Regions from separate parts of the Homo sapiens genome. Here region 1 is linked to region 2. A link is an interaction called in ENCODE POLR2A ChIA-PET data of the cell type or tissue named here. Cell type or tissue: A673. All regions are shown on one strand. Each heading gives the region's core, and the rest is flanking DNA. Links, peaks and the distances in the headings are about the cores only.

Region 1 (8,341 bases), core at 29-8,028, 140 kb after region 2:
ACGTGCCTTGGCCTCCCAAAATGCTGGGATTACAGGCGTGAACCACCGCACCCGGCCAACTATTTTTTACAATAAAAAAAATTCAAAAAAAAGTTTCTACTCCAACACCCTTTATTAGAATCAAGAAGAGAAGGAACAGATCAGATAATAATCCTTTGAGGAGTATGAAATAGAATGATGTCCCTTCTCTTTTCAAAGTTCCCCTACCATAACAAATAGGAAGATAGATATCCTCTTCTGGTCTGATCATAGTATCTTATTATCATGAACCAGAAATTGCCTCACAAAAGGTAGTTGCAGTATCTAACTCCTGCTAAAAATAATGGCTAACCAATGATAATGAAATTAAAACTCATCGTTTGTGGGAGCTATTGTCAACTCATTCAATGACATTTTGCAATGCACTCATCCTGGAGTTCCATTGGAAAACCATGTTGTTCAGTCAGAGGTGCCGTGGGAGTCCTGATGTTTTCCGCCAGCCACTGTCGGTGATTAGGAAACACCAGCTTTGAAAATTTTCTATGCCCAAACGCTGTATATCTCTAGGGACTCAATTAAGCATTTGTTCAAGCACTGGAGCACATTCAAAGCAACTTCCTAAGGAAAATTTGGGCCCAATCTTGAGGTGTCCCTGCAGCTTACCTTGGAGGAAAACTGGGGTGGTCTTCATCAGTGAGAAAACACTGATTTGCTTCTGCAACTTTTGTAGGATGGCAAATTTAGTATTTGCTCAGTTGTTTTCCAGACCCTGTGAAGGTGTCTTCTATGATCCAAAAGAAATACTAAAACACTGGGCTCTTGCCAGAGAGAAAAATCTTAACTTTTTCAATTATTTGATTCTTACCAAGATCCCAGCTGAGAGAAGTAATACATGGGGAAGACTGCAGAGTGGATATGTTATTTAGCGTTCAAGGCGAATCCCCAAATACAGAATTATACTAGCTTAGTCTGACAGGACTCACCTTCACTGAAGTCTTGGTTTTCATGGGAGGTTATTATAAGAAACAGGGCTGCAATATCCTCTTTTGCTTTTCCATAAAAATACTGCTAAGACATTGCCTGTTACATCCCTCAGAGCCCTTTGTGGCACTCCATATAGTAAACTCCTTCTGTAATTTCATTTCATTTGAAAACAGGCATTCTTTGCTTTTTTCAACAGCAAGATTGATGTCACTTACGTTTTTTTCTCTCTTTACCTTGGCTATAAGAAGCTCAGACCCAAATCTGAAGCACAATCTCAGTAATCATGTTAACTCTTAGGGTTGGCTTATTTCAAGTTTCCTTTTTCTTTTTTTTTCTCCTGGTTTTCTATTTTGATTTTACCAATTCATTTTAAATGGGGTGTTTTCCGTCATAGACCACCCAGATTCTTTCTGGAAAGAAGTAATACGTAAAACATACTTAGCTCATAACTTTTGACTCCCTTTGATTGTGTCATCTCAGCTCAGCCTCAATTTACAGAAATTGGCTCACAAAATGACTGCTTAACAAACTTAAGGAAGAAAGTGACAACTTAAAGTTGATAGAAGGAAACATACTGAAGGCTCTAGAAGAGGTAGTACACTAAATTCTTATCAGAGACGCATCTAATAGAGAAACAAACTTCAGTGAACTCTTTCACTTACATGGAGCCCAAGACAGACTGAAGTTTGGCCAGACTCAGTTTACAATTGGACAATCCTTCAGCTGACTGTAATCTCCCCTCCATGGAATTCCCCATGAGTTTATTGAGATCCTACCTTGAGGGATTTACCACTTTTCTACCCTTTGGTATCTTTTTTTTTTTTTTTTTTTTTTTTGACAGAGTCTCACTCTGTCACCCAGGCTGAAGTGCAGTGGCGCGATGTGGCTCACTATAACCTTCGTCTCCTGGGTTCAAGCAATTCTCCTCCCTCAGCCTTCCGAGTAGCTGGGATTACAGGCGCCAGCCACTATGCCTAGCTATTTTTTTGTATTTTTAGTAGAGACGGGTTTTCACCGTGTTAGCCAGGATGGTCTCGATCTCCTGACCTCGTGATCCACCGGCCTCAGCCTCCCAAACTGCTGGGATTACAGGCATGAGCCACCGTGCCCCGCTATCTTTTATTTGTAAAATTTCTTCCTCTTTCCTATCACTAAACTGGATGATCTATGAGGGCAGGGGAGCTGTATCATTTATAGTCTATCCCTCAATTCCTTCTTACCCTTCCCAATAGAAGCAGTTGTTCAAATATTCACTCACTCACTAAATAAGTGATGTTCTTTCAAAGATTCCTGTGATATATTATTTACTCCTGGAAATCTGCTGCACAATGTTGTCCCTTTCTTTGTAGTGTCAAACACTGGATGTTTGCCCAGACAAGATACCAAGATCTAAAAAGCATGTGACATTCCTGGCATTGCTTTGTTTTCTAATTAGGATCAGTCATAAAGTTTCTGATAAGTAAATAGATATAAGTCTCAGTTGGTCCTTTCTATTCCTTTCCAAAATTATCTTGATCATTAATTTCACTTTCCAAATTACTATGCTTATTTGTCTTGCATGATGGGAACTGAAAGATTTTGGAATGCATTCCTCAAAAAAGAGTCGGTTAAAATATCAATTTGTATGATTATGTCATTTGGGAATTTTCTGATTTGAAAAATCTGCGATAATTTTTTAAAAAAAAATCCTAAGTAGCAATCTGCTACAAAAGATGTAAGTCAACTTCCATTCACAAACAGGAGATCACAACAAATTTAGTGGCTGCATCCTAATCACAACAAATCTAGTGGCGCTGCAGTGAAAAAGGAATTTATGATGGCAAGTCTGTTAAGCTAACCGGTAAGCACGTACACATAATATTATGTTTGCGGGTGGGTGGAGGCTGCAGGTCATTAATATTCGTTGGGTGTCCAGCCTGGCGTTTGTGGTTCAAACAGCTTTTGTGTTTCGTGCTCCACCTCCCGCAGAGTCACAGACAGCAGTCTGCCCCTTTCCCCACCCAGTCTCAGTTCAGGCGGAGGGTCGAAACGCCACGCACGAGTCCTCATGCCGGCGGGCGCAGAGCGGGGCGCCAAGGGCTGCCCGCGGGGTGCACCTCTAGTCCACCAAGTCCTCTTTGCGGCGGGGATCGGGGCGCGCCGGGGGAGCCGCCCTTCGCCCCCGAGGTCTGGGCGCGCAGGAGGTATAGGACTCTGGGATTTTTTGGCCAAAACTCCGGCTCGGGGTCCCCGCCGCCTGGAGCGGGAAAGTTGCGCGTTGGAGAAACAAACTTTTCCGTCCCCAGGGCAGCGCGGGGAGCTCGCGGACAGGTCCTCTGGCAGCAGAGAGGGAGCGGTGCAGAGGACCGGGGACTGAGGAAGGAGGAGTGCGGGACCGCTCCCCGAAGGTGCCTCCTGCCGAGGCCACCGAGGCCGTCCTGGAGATGGCGTCGGCTCCTGAGTCTGCGGCGCCAAAGTGCTCCCAGGTGGCGCGGAGCGAAGGGGGTTTAAATTTCTCCCTCCTCGCAAACGTCCCCTTGCTTCGGGCCGGAGAGTATTGCGCCCAGACACCTCTCGAGGAAGGGAGATTGGACTTTCCCAGATTGGAGGGAAATTTAGAGCTGGCATTTACAGTTATTGTAAAAGAAAAAAAAGTGTTTTGAGGAGAAGAGGTGAAGGGTAGGAGAGGAGAAGTGTTAAAATTTCGACCAAACCACGAGAAACCTCACTTGTTTTAAGTTCGTGACAGTTTATTGGCTTTCCCTAAATGTCCTCAGATTAGCCTGACAGCTCCTTACCTAAAAATATCGAGTAAAAGCCCCCAAACCAGAAGCAGTTAAACGGTGTCACTGAATTCAATCTCAGAGCGATTATGGAGTTAATTCACATAATAAGCAAATCACAGAGTTGACAGATTATTATATGAACACGGACAAATTGTTACATAAAATATTTTGATACTGATTGTTTTATTAGTAATGTTAAGCCCCTTTATGTCTGTTTCTTTTTCCCGGGATTGACATGTTATACAATGCTCACTGCTAAATAAATAAACCAAAATGGTGTGAACTAATTGTCTCCCTCATTTAACTGTACCTTTTTATTAACATTATTAACATGATTATTCATAATTCCATTGGCTATTTACACTGGCAAAATTTTTCTGTTGTATTTGTTATCCACAGAGAAAAATATGTTAACATGAAGTGGACTTGAATAACATCCAGGTTTGAAAACTGACACTATCGATGTTTAAAAATATGTTAAGAGTTGTTCTATCCCTAGACTATTAGAAAATTTAAACTGCACGTGCCCCAGCTAATTAAAAACAATTTAAATTATTATTAAGAGAAAATACAAGGGATATAATCATTAGTCAAAACTTACTCATTTAAGTGTTGTCAAATGTAGTCAAAACTTACAAAAATACATTTTATTTAGCAAAGAAAAGATAAATGTAATTTATTTTTCATTTTATCAAAAAGGTATGGTACATTTTACTTAATTTTATGTAATTATGCTTTCTAGTTTTAATAGAGCCATGTGCATATACAATCAAAATGATTAATAGGTATTTTGTTGATAAAAGGAAAAACAGAAACTCAATTCTTTATATTTCTACTAAAGCTTCCTAAACAAGAAAATATTTTAGCTAATGAAAAATCTTGAATACCTTAAGTGGGGTGTTATAGATCACAGCAGAAATAGGTGAAAGGTGAAATTTAATTTAGCTGGCTTTATCCCTTCTCCTGGAAACTGGAATCTTACCTATAGGGTGAGGTGTACTGGGAGGAGAGGTGGAGAATTGGAAAAGAAAAAGGAAGAAACTGAAAGAATTTTAGTTTATAAAGAACAACATAAGTACATCAATAAATCACGTATTTTTCCTATAAAAAATAAAGTACAATAGTACTTTATTGAGTAAAATAAATAAAAAAAGTACTTTAATGAGTAAAATCATTAAAATTTCCTACAACACAGAGGAAGTAAGTGTTCAAGCAGTACCACCTATACCATCATATCATTCTCTGAGTGCCAATTTAACTAAAATTATGTCTTCTAGTAAGAGAAGTAAGAAAATTCAGAAAGATCACCAAATAAGTAGTGTTTTGGGGGAGGGCACGTGTAGTATTAATAGCATAGAAGATACTAACTGTGGCACAGATTTTTTTTCTTTTTCTTTTCTTTTCTTTTTTTTTTTTTAAGATGGAGTCTCACACTGTTGCCCAGACTGGAGTGTGATGGCTTGATCTCGGCTCACTGCAACCTCCACCTCCCGGGTTCAAGCCATTCTCCTGTCTCCACCTCCCAAGTAGCTGGGATCACAGGCACCCGCCACCACACTTGACTAATTTTTTGTATTTTTAGTAGAGGCAGAGTTTCACTATGTTGATCAGGCTGGTCTGGAACTCCTGACCTTGTGATCTGGCCACCTCGGCCTCCGAAAGTGCTGGAATTACAGGCATGAGCCACCATGCCCGGCCTCAATATGAGAATTTGAGGTATTTCAGAGAAAAGCATCACCAGGATTAGAAATTTAAGTTACATCAATTGAAAATATGAAAGGATTTAAGATTATGACCCTGAAAGAAAAGATTCAAGTTACTAGCAATCATATTCGGTTATTTAAGGGTTATCCTTAGAGCCCTGGAGTTGGGACATGCTGAAAGATTTAATAAGAAGAAAGGAGACTTTAATAGCATTGGGAGAAACTGACATTAGACCCTGAAGACTTTCTTGATTATAAAGTTATTGAATTATAACAAGTCACTAAGCAAAGCATGCTTACAAAACTGTACCTCAACTACTTGCTTAATTTACCTTAATGTTTAGAATATTCTAGACCAACTGGCCAAGAAAACTGGATCTGAGATCCTTCTGGTTGTTTATTGTGAAGTTCTGCATGGAAATAAAAAATATGCAGTTGTATTCCATTAGGATATTGTTTTTGGTAGTAGATTCTTTTTTGTTTGTTTGTTTGTTTGTTTTTCTTCTGTATTTCTACAATTTATTTGAGGTTTAAAAAAATAGCCATCTACTAGTTTGGGCTGACGACATAAACTCTCTGAACCTCATTTTTTTCAATGGTTATAATAATTCCTGCATCATAAGTTGGCTTTATAATCAAATATGATAATGAAAGTAATGTTTTGAAAAAGATAATTGTTGTTAAAATAAGCCTCCTACAAGTTTATATTATGGATTTCTATAGTTTTATTGCTGTATTGGGTTGCCTTTTTCCAAAGTGGCTGAAAGATGAAGAACATGCTTGCTTTTTATTGTTAGTTTTTTTACTTGTACAGTCGACTCTTGAACAACCCAGGTTTAAACTGCTCATGTCCACTCATGTGCAGATTCTTTTTTCAATGAAAGTTATACCACATATGCGTGCCTCTCCTGCCTTCCCTTCCACCTCCTTTACTTTTTCTCCTTCTGTCACCCCTGTGACAGCAAGACCAATCCCTCCTTTTCTTCCTCCCACTCAACCTACTCAATGTGAAGACAATGAGGATGAAGACCTTTTTGATGATCCACTTCCACTCAATGAACAAGTGAATATATTTTCTTTTCCTCATGATTTTATTAATAACATTCTATTTTTCTCTAGCTTACTTCCTTGTAAGGATACAGTCTATAATACATATAATGTACAAAATATGTGTTAATCAACTATTTGTTATTGGTAAGGTGTCATTAGTAGGCTATCAGTAGTTAAGATTTGGGAAATCAAAAGTTATATTTAAATTTTCAATTGTTCAGGGTTGGTACCCCTAACCCCCTGAGTTGTCAAAAAGACAACTAAATTTAATTTAATTTAAAAAGGCAATTTAAATTATTTTTTCTTTTGATAAGTTGAATGAATATACTAGTGAAACTTAACATTATTTAGCATGTCTTAAGGAACTAATTCACCATTAGAAGTGAACATAAGTATTCATACCAGAGGGTTTCAGGGACCCAGCCCGAACTCAGTGAGTCATACATTCTAAGGGTGGAATCCAGGGATTGTAGTTTGTAAAATCTCCACAAACAAAATGCATGTCCCCAAATGTGAGAATTCCTGACCCAAGAGTTAAATTTATTGCCTTTCTTCTGAAGCCAGATATGCCAGTCATGTCTGCATATTTAGACCTCAGGATGATTTTAGCTAATGATTGTTGTATTACCCTGTTCTCACATTGCTATACCTGAGACTGGCCGGGTGTGGTGGCTCATGCCTGTAATCCCAGCACTTTGGGAGGCCGAGGCAGGCGGATCACAAGGTCAGGAGATCGAGACCATCCTGGCTAACACAGTGAAACCTCATCTCTACTAAAAATACAAAAAAATTAGCCAGGCATGGTGGCAGGCACCTGTAGTCCCAGCTACTCAGGAGGCTGAGGCTGGGTGTGAACCTGGGAGGCGGAGCTTGCAGTGAGAAGAGATCGTGCCACTGCACTCCAGCCTGGGTGACAGAGTGAGACTCCTTCTCAAAATAAATAAATAAATAAATAAATAAATAAATAAATAATAAATACCTTAGACTGGGTAATTTATAAAGAAAAGAAATTTAATTGGCTCACTGTTCCACAGGCTGTATAGGAAGCATGGCTGGGGAGGCCTCAGGAAACTTACAATCATGGCAGAAGGCAAAGGGGAAGCAAGCATACCTTCACATGGTCAGTGGGAGAGAGAGAGTGAAGAGGGAAGTGCTACACACTTTTAAACAACCAGATCTCATGAGAACTTACTATCAGGAGAACAGCAAGGGGGAAATCCACCTCCATGACCCAATCACCTCCCACCAGGTCCCTCCCCCAACATTGGGGATTACAAGTCAACATGAAATTTGGGTGGGGACACAGAGCCAAGCATAGCAATTGTCGTCTTCACTCCCCAGCTTTCAGGGAGACTTCAGGAAGTTAATGTCCTTTGCCAACTTGTGAGCTGGCTACTCTGGCTAGCTACTCCTCCAAATTCAAAAGCGCGGATAGATTTTTGGGTCTTCTAGAGATTGCAGAGCCTAAACTTTAGGATGACCTTGGAATTTATCATCTATTTCTGAGTGATAGATGTGCTAATTATGCTAGAATAAGAATTGTGCTGGGATAATGAGTGCAAACTATGTCTGCTTGGAACAAACAAGGAGATATGGTCAGCCTGCTGAATTTAGAGCATGCTTTCTGGAATCATTCTGGAAGCGTCAGAAAGATCTTAACAAAACCTCGGTAACTGAGGAGATATACTCAATCAATCTCCTTGCGCCCCCCCAGATTTTGACTCACAGTCGAAAAAGAGGCCTTAGGATGATTTGAAGGGAGGATCCAGAGGGGTCCCAAAATTCAGACTGCTAGTCCTGGGAAGAAGAAAAATATCTTCTTCCCCGAGGACCCCCCTTTCACCATCTTGTTAAGCCCCG
Region 2 (8,341 bases), core at 204-8,203:
AAGCACAGAAGGCAATTGGTTATTTTCTGCGGCATCAGCCTATCAAATAGGAAAATTAAATATATTGTTGGTAATCAAAGATTATTCTGCTATTGCCAAGCCTTTCTGAGGAAAACTAACAGAGTAAAGTATGGGCAGAAGTCAAACTGGAAGTGATTTTTAAGAGGTCTTAAGAAGCCCATGTGACATTGTTCTGTGCATCTGACAGCCTGAGTGTGAACTAAAATGGAATCTGCCTAGGAAAGGAATGTAGTTCTCTCACCTAGAGGGAAAACCGCACCTTCAGAATCCCCATAGGAAGGGGATATAGTAATGGAGAAAACATTTTCTGCTTCATTATTCTTTAGCCTCGAGAATCTAGATATAGAACATTCAAAATTCTCATGAGAAGGAAAACAAATAATACCTGGAGGCCAAGCTAAAGGTGTCTTGCTTCTACTAATGAACTTAAATTCATTTTCCATTCACACACAAAAGGAAGAAACCTATATAAATGGATTAAGAGGGCCAGAAAGACACAATAGAGCAGGAGTCAGCAACCTTCTTCTCTTAAGGGTTGGAGAGTAAATAATTCAGGCTTTGTTGGGCAGACGGTCTCTGTGGCAGGTACTCAGCTCTGCCACTGTAGTAGGAAAGCAGGTATAGACAATACGTGAACCAATAGGTGCGGCTGGGCCCAGGAATACTTTATTTGTTGATACTGAAATTTGAATCTTACATAATAAATATTATTATTCTTTGTTTCAACCATGTAAAACTGTATAAATCTGTATTATAAACACATATCTTAAAAGCTGACTTCTAAAGAAGAAAATTAGTGTAGCAAGTAATTATGATGCATTGGTCATTAGACTATGGCTTCTGACTGAGCCTACGTTTTTTCTAAATCATGTCGGATTTGACCTGTCATTCTCTTGCTTAGAAATCTTTAATAGCTTCCCATTTCCTGTAACATCCAATCTCCTTAAGCATGTATGCACGGCCCCTGTGACCTGCTACCACAAAGCGTTTAGGTTCACTGTCCACATCCACCCCCTCACCCATGGTATGTCTCTAATGTACACTATCCAATCCAAACTAGCTGCTCTTACCTAAATACACCCTACATTTCCCTGCCTCCATTGATTTACTCCTACTTTTCACATGACATGGAAGTCCCTGTCCCAGGGATGTCATCTTCCAGCTGTTTTGTTTTGTTTTGTTTTTAGATGGAGTCTCCCCCTGCCCAGGCTAGAGTGCAGTGGCACGATCTCGGCTCACTGAAACCTCAACCTCGTGGGTTCAAGTGATTCTCCTGCCTCAGCCTCCAAGTAGCTGGGATTACAGGCATGTGCCACCACGCCTGGCTAATTTTTGTATTTTTAGTAGAGACGGGCTTTTGCATGGTGGCCAGGCTGGTCTCGAACTCCTGACCTAAGGTGATCTGCCTGCCTCGGCCTCCCAAAGTGCTGGGATTACAGGTGTGAGCCACCACGCCTGCCCCCAGCTGTTCTATTAGAATCCTATTCATTCTTTAGGGCTCAGCTGAAGTGTCATTCATCTCCTTTGTAAAGCCTTCCTTATTTTACCTAGTTGGAATAAAGGCTTCACATATTGTTTTTTACTATTTACATTTTGGCAAAAATATTTCGAAAACCACTACCTTACAAGGCTCGTACAAGGTTAAATAATAAATCAAGACAATGTTCATAATGTGCTCAGCCTAACACCTGACACATAGTTGAAATTCAAAAATAAACAGAAGTTGTATGCACATGCATATCTACCCCTAGACTGAAAGGTCTTAAAGCTAAGGACCATATTGTGTTTACTTATACACAGACCTGTAACAATGACCTGTATATACATACGTTGTATTCAACAAATGTTTATTGAATATAGCTGGAATATTGTGCACTACTTTTTTTTTTTTTGCAAATCATGACCAATACTTTTAATCCTAAAGCTAAGTGTGAGAAGGGCTGAAAAACTGTTAAGATTTTTTATAACCTTTCTAACTGGGTTGGCCACATGGAGCAGAAAATCATGGACTTTAGAGTCTGACAAACCTGGGTTCAAAATTCAGTTTTATTACTTTCTAGCTTGTGTATCTGTGCAAGTCACTTTAATTTTCTGAGACTTGTTTTCTTCATTTATACAACTGTCAATAAAATATGTTTTTAAAGGTGTATTTTGAGGTCTCTAGAACAATGCCAGGCTTGGTAGGCATTTAATAAGTACTGGCTAAGAATATTAAACAGGATTGTGTTTAAATACTCCCATTCATATTACCTACATTGTGAAACACTGTCAAAATGGTATATACCAGAATAAAATGTGAATTGTATTTTTTGACCATTCTTTCTTAAATACATAAGGAGAGCTGCTATCTCTAGCCCATTTTGTGGGAAAGAGTCAGTGCAATGGAGGGTGGTTCACTATGATCCCTAAGAATTGACCCCACTGACAGCACCCTCTTTGACTTTTCCCTGCTAACTTCAGCAGGTAGCAAGAGGGGAGCATGGGCTATGGTGTCAGATTAATTGAGGCTCCATCAACCACCCAGATGGAATTTTAGGAGCTATGGTAATTCCTATCTGCTGGGTAGGGTTCCTGAAATACAACCATGGTGTTTCATTTCCTAGTTGTTGCTGTCGTCTTTCTGAGTTGCTCTGTGATCCACCATATTCCTTCTCTAATCTTGCTTTGATTTATGAATGTACATGATGATGGTGATGGTAATTTCCTAATTTAAATGATAAATACTCGAACTAACTTGGCCCAGAGAACCCTACCAAAAAAAGGAATCAATGAGTCAGATCCTTAGAAAACAGTTCCTAGAGTCATTCTAGCTAATCTTTTCATCAGTTGAGAGTTTTGCAAAGGGGTTTCTGCCTCATTGACCAAGAAAGTGTAGCGGCTTACCAATGCCAACCTCTTAAAGCATAAGTAGAGGAAATCAATGGTAACCTGCTAACCTCAGTTCTACGCAATGCATTGGCAGTTTGGGACAGCATTAATGTTTATAATATGACCTTGTCTACATTTGGGGTTTGGCACAAATTTTTACTTTACTTCTCAACTTCAAAATTTGATGATTCCATTATTTTGTCAAAAATAACCAATAAATACCACTAATCACTTAGTTGACAACTTATTAAAATTGATGCTAACAGTTCCTATAGATTCTAGTGAGAGTTTAAATGAAAGAGTTAGGTAGAAACAGGCAAGACTGATAGTACCTGGATTTTTCTGCTATGTCATGATTCCACAAACCATCCTTTAAGATGCACTGAATTGGATAAGAACCATGGAGAAAATGGTGATTATGTACAAATGGTGATTATGTATAAAAAGAAACTCTTGCTTCACATTTTCTCCATATTCAACGTAGGTGGTGCTTTGGGCCCAAGTGAGGTGACTCATTGCCTCAGTTCTCCCTTTCCTGTTTCACAAGCAGACACAGCAAAGCCCGGAGAGTAATCTGACTCCTCCACGATCGTAGTGGACTGCATCCGGGATGATATTTAGTTTTCCTTCTCTGTGGGCTCTGTAAAACCACCTACTGCTTAAAGAAGCTCTTTGACATGTTCTGAACTCTAAGAACAAATGAAAATGGCATTTTGGGAAAAAAAAAATGAAGCCAGAACAAAGAAGTCAGAAACGTGATACTGCAAGATCAGGCACTTATCTGCACTGCAAATGAAAAAAGTTTCAGACTCAAAGAATTAACAATTTAACCACTAGTTTCCCCTTGAGATGTTACTGTCACAAGAGATCCTTACATTTCCAGTGGCATTCAACAGATTCTCCTCTTTAGTGAGGACAGCTGCAGAAAGTTACTGAATATTTGCTCCCTCTCAGATGCATAAAGATTATTTTGTAAGCAATGTTGGAGAAAGAAAGAGCTCAAAAGGAGGGTGAACATCAGAAGAAAAAAGGGACAGATCTACAAGGTGCTTGTGACATCTGTTTTCACTTTGTGCTGTGGCCAGTGGCAGAGTGGAAGACCAACCTTTAATCAACTTAGCAACATGGTGCCCATGTCCAGTTATTCAAGTGCTTAGTAAATACTGTTACAGAGAGCCCAATGAGGAATGTGGGTCTTCTGGGAATGTGTAAGAAAGAAAAGGCACGTTCTTACCCTCGAGATGCTTATAGTCCTGTTCAGATGACAAGCTTTATGTGTTAATACGTTAATTCAGATCTTTTCCTCACTTCCTTCAAAACTCCATCCAAAGTTCTTCTCCTGCAGGCAGCCTTACGGCTCTGACTAATAGCTCATGCCTCAACTCTGTGTCCCCACAAGACTCATATCCTCCACTTTTACACAACTTGAACTTGGCAGAAGTGTTCTTCAGTTGATTCATGTGTGCTCAGTCCAACTGATTTGTCAGTATCATGAGGATACGGTTTTGGTCTTCTCATTCCTTTATGTCTTTTCACAGTAATTAGTTCTGTAGCTTAAACATAATAAACACTCATTAAGGGAAAACTGGCCAGCCAATTCTAACTCCTCCTGCTCAGATGACACTCCAAGTGTGCTGGTTCCTGGCTTTCCCACTAACAGATTAAGTTCCTAGAAGTTCCCCTTCCTGAGAAGGCCTCCAGATTTTCATGCTGCCTTTGTATCCAAAAGCAAAGATGTTCTCAACAGAGCAAAAAGTTAGAAAAGAACTCGATGTCTCAGTGGGCTAGATTTCTGCTCATTGCAAAAACAGGACAAGGGCCTGTTTCTACGTAGCTTGTGCCATTAGCCACATTCAGGGATACCAGTTAACAAAAATGGCAGGCCCTCAATTTAGTGTCAATGTTTTTTTGTCATTATGTGAGCTAGTTATTTAACTCCCTGCTAAGTTATCTCATGTACCTCTTGCCATTTCTTTCCTCACACACTCTCCTCTTTCTTCTCTACTTTGTTCTTCTGCAGTGTTTAGAAACTAGAAAATCAGAACTGATTTCTCCCCCTTCAATCTCTCAATCTCTCTCTCTACCAGTGTCAAGATGGGAAGGCACATGTTCCTATCTTGACAGCAGCAGAAAGAAAAATGGCAGCAGAAGGAAAACAGCAGCAGAAAGAAAAATTTGACTCAGATGGGTTGAGAGGGCAATGGCAAGCAATCTTGGTACATGTCAGCTGCATCTCAGGTAAGTGTTAGTGATTTTTTTTTTTAAAGTTGGCACTGCTGAAAAGAAGAATGACTATTCACATTAATAACTGCCTTCTTAAATTTGTAATGAAGAATGAGAAGCGGGCTAAGGTACAAGAGGTAATGTTTATTTCACTTTGAAGCTTATAGGTAGTTACATGGGTATCACAAAAAGAACAGATATAATGAATCATCTTGCCTTTTACCTGACTCTTAAGACACCTGCAACATATCCCTTGGATGTTCCGCCTTGTCACACTCATAACCGAGGGGAAAAAGAAGACAAAGGTGAATGCTCAGTTAGCCCCTAACCCTCTTGTCCTATCTGCTGTTAATGTTGCCCACAGGTCTACCAGCTGCAAGGCTATCCATGACCTCCTCCATCAAGTCCACCCAGACTCTCTGATCTAAAGCAGCCTCGCCTACTCCAATACTCTCCATTACATTAACTTGGTTCACTTTTCTTCTTTGCTCTTATAAGGCTTGAAATCATCATCTGTATTTTTTTAATAACTACGCCGTCATTTATAATCCCTCTCTAGAATGTAAGAGCCACAAGACTAGGGACCTTAAGTTTTCTCCAGTGTCTCTCCAAATATCTAGCACAGTGCCTAGCATTAGCAGAGTGGGCTAAATGTTTGCTGAGTGAGTGAACAGATGTTTCCTTAGGAGTCAGTCTCAATTTCCATTTTTTCCCCAACGTTTGTAAATCTTCTCTCTAATATAGAGGTCCACCCTCCTTAGACACAAAGGAATTATAGTTATACACTTGCTATGATTCCCAGAGTTCACAAATTCTGATGCTCCATCATTTTAGCCAGCAACTCTAGCTTGAATATTAGTGAAAAATAGATGGGGATGGCTAGGCGTGGTGGCTCATGCCTGTAATCCCAGCACATTGGGAGGCCAAGATGGGCAGATCACGAGGTCAGGAGATCGACACCATCCTGGCTAACATGATGAAACCCCGTTTCTACTAAAAATACCAAAAAAAAAAAAATTAGCCGGGCGTGGTGGCAGGTGCCTGTAGTCCCAGCTACTCGGGAGGCTGAGGCAGGAGAATGGTGTGAACCTGGGAGACGGAGTTTGCAGTGAGCCGAGATTGAGCCACTGCACTCCAGCCTGGGTGACAGAGCGAGACTCTGTCTCAAAAAAAAAAAAAAAAAAAGAAAAATAGATGGAGATACAGACGCTTAGAATGTATGCCTTCCCATCTTGACACTGGAGAAATGGAGAAATGTTATTCTAGCACATTCTGAATTGCATTCCAGTTCAAATTTGAAAACCTTAAAAAGCCTGAAGACTAACTTAAGTTTCAATTTAATACAATTATTTTAAAACAACAGCTATAATATTTTTACTGTACATATGTTCAATTATTACTAAGTACTTTCATTTCTATCTGTAAAAGTATAGTATAAAAAGTTCACCCTCATGAAATCAGACAAAAATACAATTGACCCTTCAACAATGCAGGGGTTGGGGCACTGACTCCCTGTGAAGTCAGAAATCCAACAAAAATCCACGCAAAACTTTTGACTCCACAAAACTTAACTGCTAATAGCCTACTGTTGACTGCAAGCCTTACTGATAACACAGTCGATTAACACATATTTTGTATGTGATATTATTATATACTGCATCCTTACAAACTACATGTAAACTACAAAAAAATAAGACAAGCAAGAGAGAAAATTTGTTCACTACTCATTAAGTAGAAATGGATCATCATAAAGGTTTTCATCTTTACTGTCTTCATGTTGAGGAGGCTGAGGATGAGGAGGGGTTGGTCTTGCTGTTTCAGGGGTAACAGAGGCAGAAGAGGGAGAAGAGGTGGAAGAGGAGGCAGGAGAGGCAGAAGCACTCAGTGTAACTTTCACTGAAAGAAATCTGCATATAAGTGGACCCGTCCAGCTCAAACCTGTATTGTTCAAGGGTCAAGTGTGCACTAATATGAAAAAGAGCTGAAGTGAAAAAATGGATCAAAATATTTCTAATCATAGTTAAATAATCTAAAAAATGTAGGCCACTGACAATTTTATGCTTCTGTTCAATGGCACTGCACATACAATCCAGAAGAAAAGCTACTATGTGTGTTAAATGGAAACACTATAAAATCATTTGTAGTGTGTCCTAAGAAAAGAGGAGTATATGAACATTACAATAGTAATGTTAATGAATTTAAACCTTTTTTTCCTAGTATGTTAAATATTTCCCTGTATTACAAAAATTGTGAGCATTCATAGCAAAGCTGGTGTTCTCTGCCAAATGCAAGGTGAATGTGTGCTATCTACAAAATAGTCAACAGTGGAGTGAGTAACATAACAGGGGATTTCAAGGAGATGGAAGACAACACTATTATTTTCCTAATGCTCATAATTCTGTTTCTGGCTATGTAATTTTGTCTTTATAACACTACTCAATTAAATTTATATTTGGGCCAAAAAATTATCATCTTGGCTGCCATGTAGCACTCTTCAAATCTCTTAAAATCACTTGCTTAAGTTTGCTTTTTCTGAAAAGCACTTACCCACCTCTCTGGGGTGTTTTTTTTATGAATTAGGAATCCTGGAGCCCTCAGAGTCTAAGCATGGTTGGCAGGTTGGAAGCAAATAAGCACGATGGAAATGGGCCCTACTTAGTTACTATGGATACCTCAGATATAAAGGATCCCTATTTGTAGTGCTCATCAACAACTACTAGCACAAAATCCCTCATGCTGCTTGGACCTAAATAAGGTCATAAATGTTTACTGCACATACATAATATTCATGGAACCCTTCTAAGATTGCAGAGCCACAGTGCGGGAAATGATATTTCTTTCCTTTGGTGGATTTTCATATCCCATTTTCCATCTGGAGAAATGAAGATATTGTTTTGCAATTACCTTTACAGAACAGAGCATTTTTGCTGGACTACTAAAATCGCTTAGCCAAAGTTGGGCATAAATGCAATTCCTGTGCCAAGCCAAATTACCTGGAAACATCACACCCTTCAAAAGGTTTGAATACTTCATGTTTTGGGGTGAGGGTTGCGACTTCTGTAGTCTAAAGACAACATTCCCTAGTCAGTGAGACTGAGCTGGGCACAGGATTTGGTATTCCTAACCTCCAAGATCCTGTCCATGGGAAAACCATTCAGGACTTTTCTTGTGAATGAATCCCAAATTACAATTTAGTTTCTCATCATCTGGTCCATGCAAAGGATATTGT

Evidence for each region. ChIA-PET counts read pairs that join two places held together with the same protein. Peaks named below come from ENCODE experiments on the same cell type or tissue, not always from the same donor. Only the 100,000 strongest peaks of a DNase experiment are listed, where the experiment ranks them.
Region 1: POLR2A ChIA-PET joins it to region 2 with 6 read pairs; 4 of 35 experiments call an interaction of 5 or more read pairs at or near these places.

Annotation. Positions count from the first base shown.
Region 1 is chr12:65,724,187-65,732,527 of GRCh38, reverse strand. No RefSeq gene overlaps it. Among named protein-coding and RNA genes, the nearest start is that of MSRB3-AS1, 86 kb to the right of the region's middle. RefSeq lists a silencer at 2,273-2,473. In A673, for the core only: no CTCF peak of the experiment used is centred there; a DNase peak (open chromatin) is centred at 3,357; H3K4me3 peaks cover 1,447 bases; H3K27ac peaks cover 543 bases.
Region 2 is chr12:65,863,590-65,871,930 of GRCh38, reverse strand. The region is part of intron 3 of HMGA2 (high mobility group AT-hook 2); the gene reads right to left. It overlaps HMGA2-AS1 (HMGA2 antisense RNA 1), which reads left to right. Exons shown (of 3, transcript NR_158985.1): 2 at 4,977-5,127. Among named protein-coding and RNA genes, the nearest start is that of HMGA2-AS1, 15 kb to the left of the region's middle. RefSeq lists a silencer at 2,796-2,996. In A673, for the core only: no CTCF peak of the experiment used is centred there; a DNase peak (open chromatin) is centred at 3,490; H3K27ac peaks cover 4,058 bases.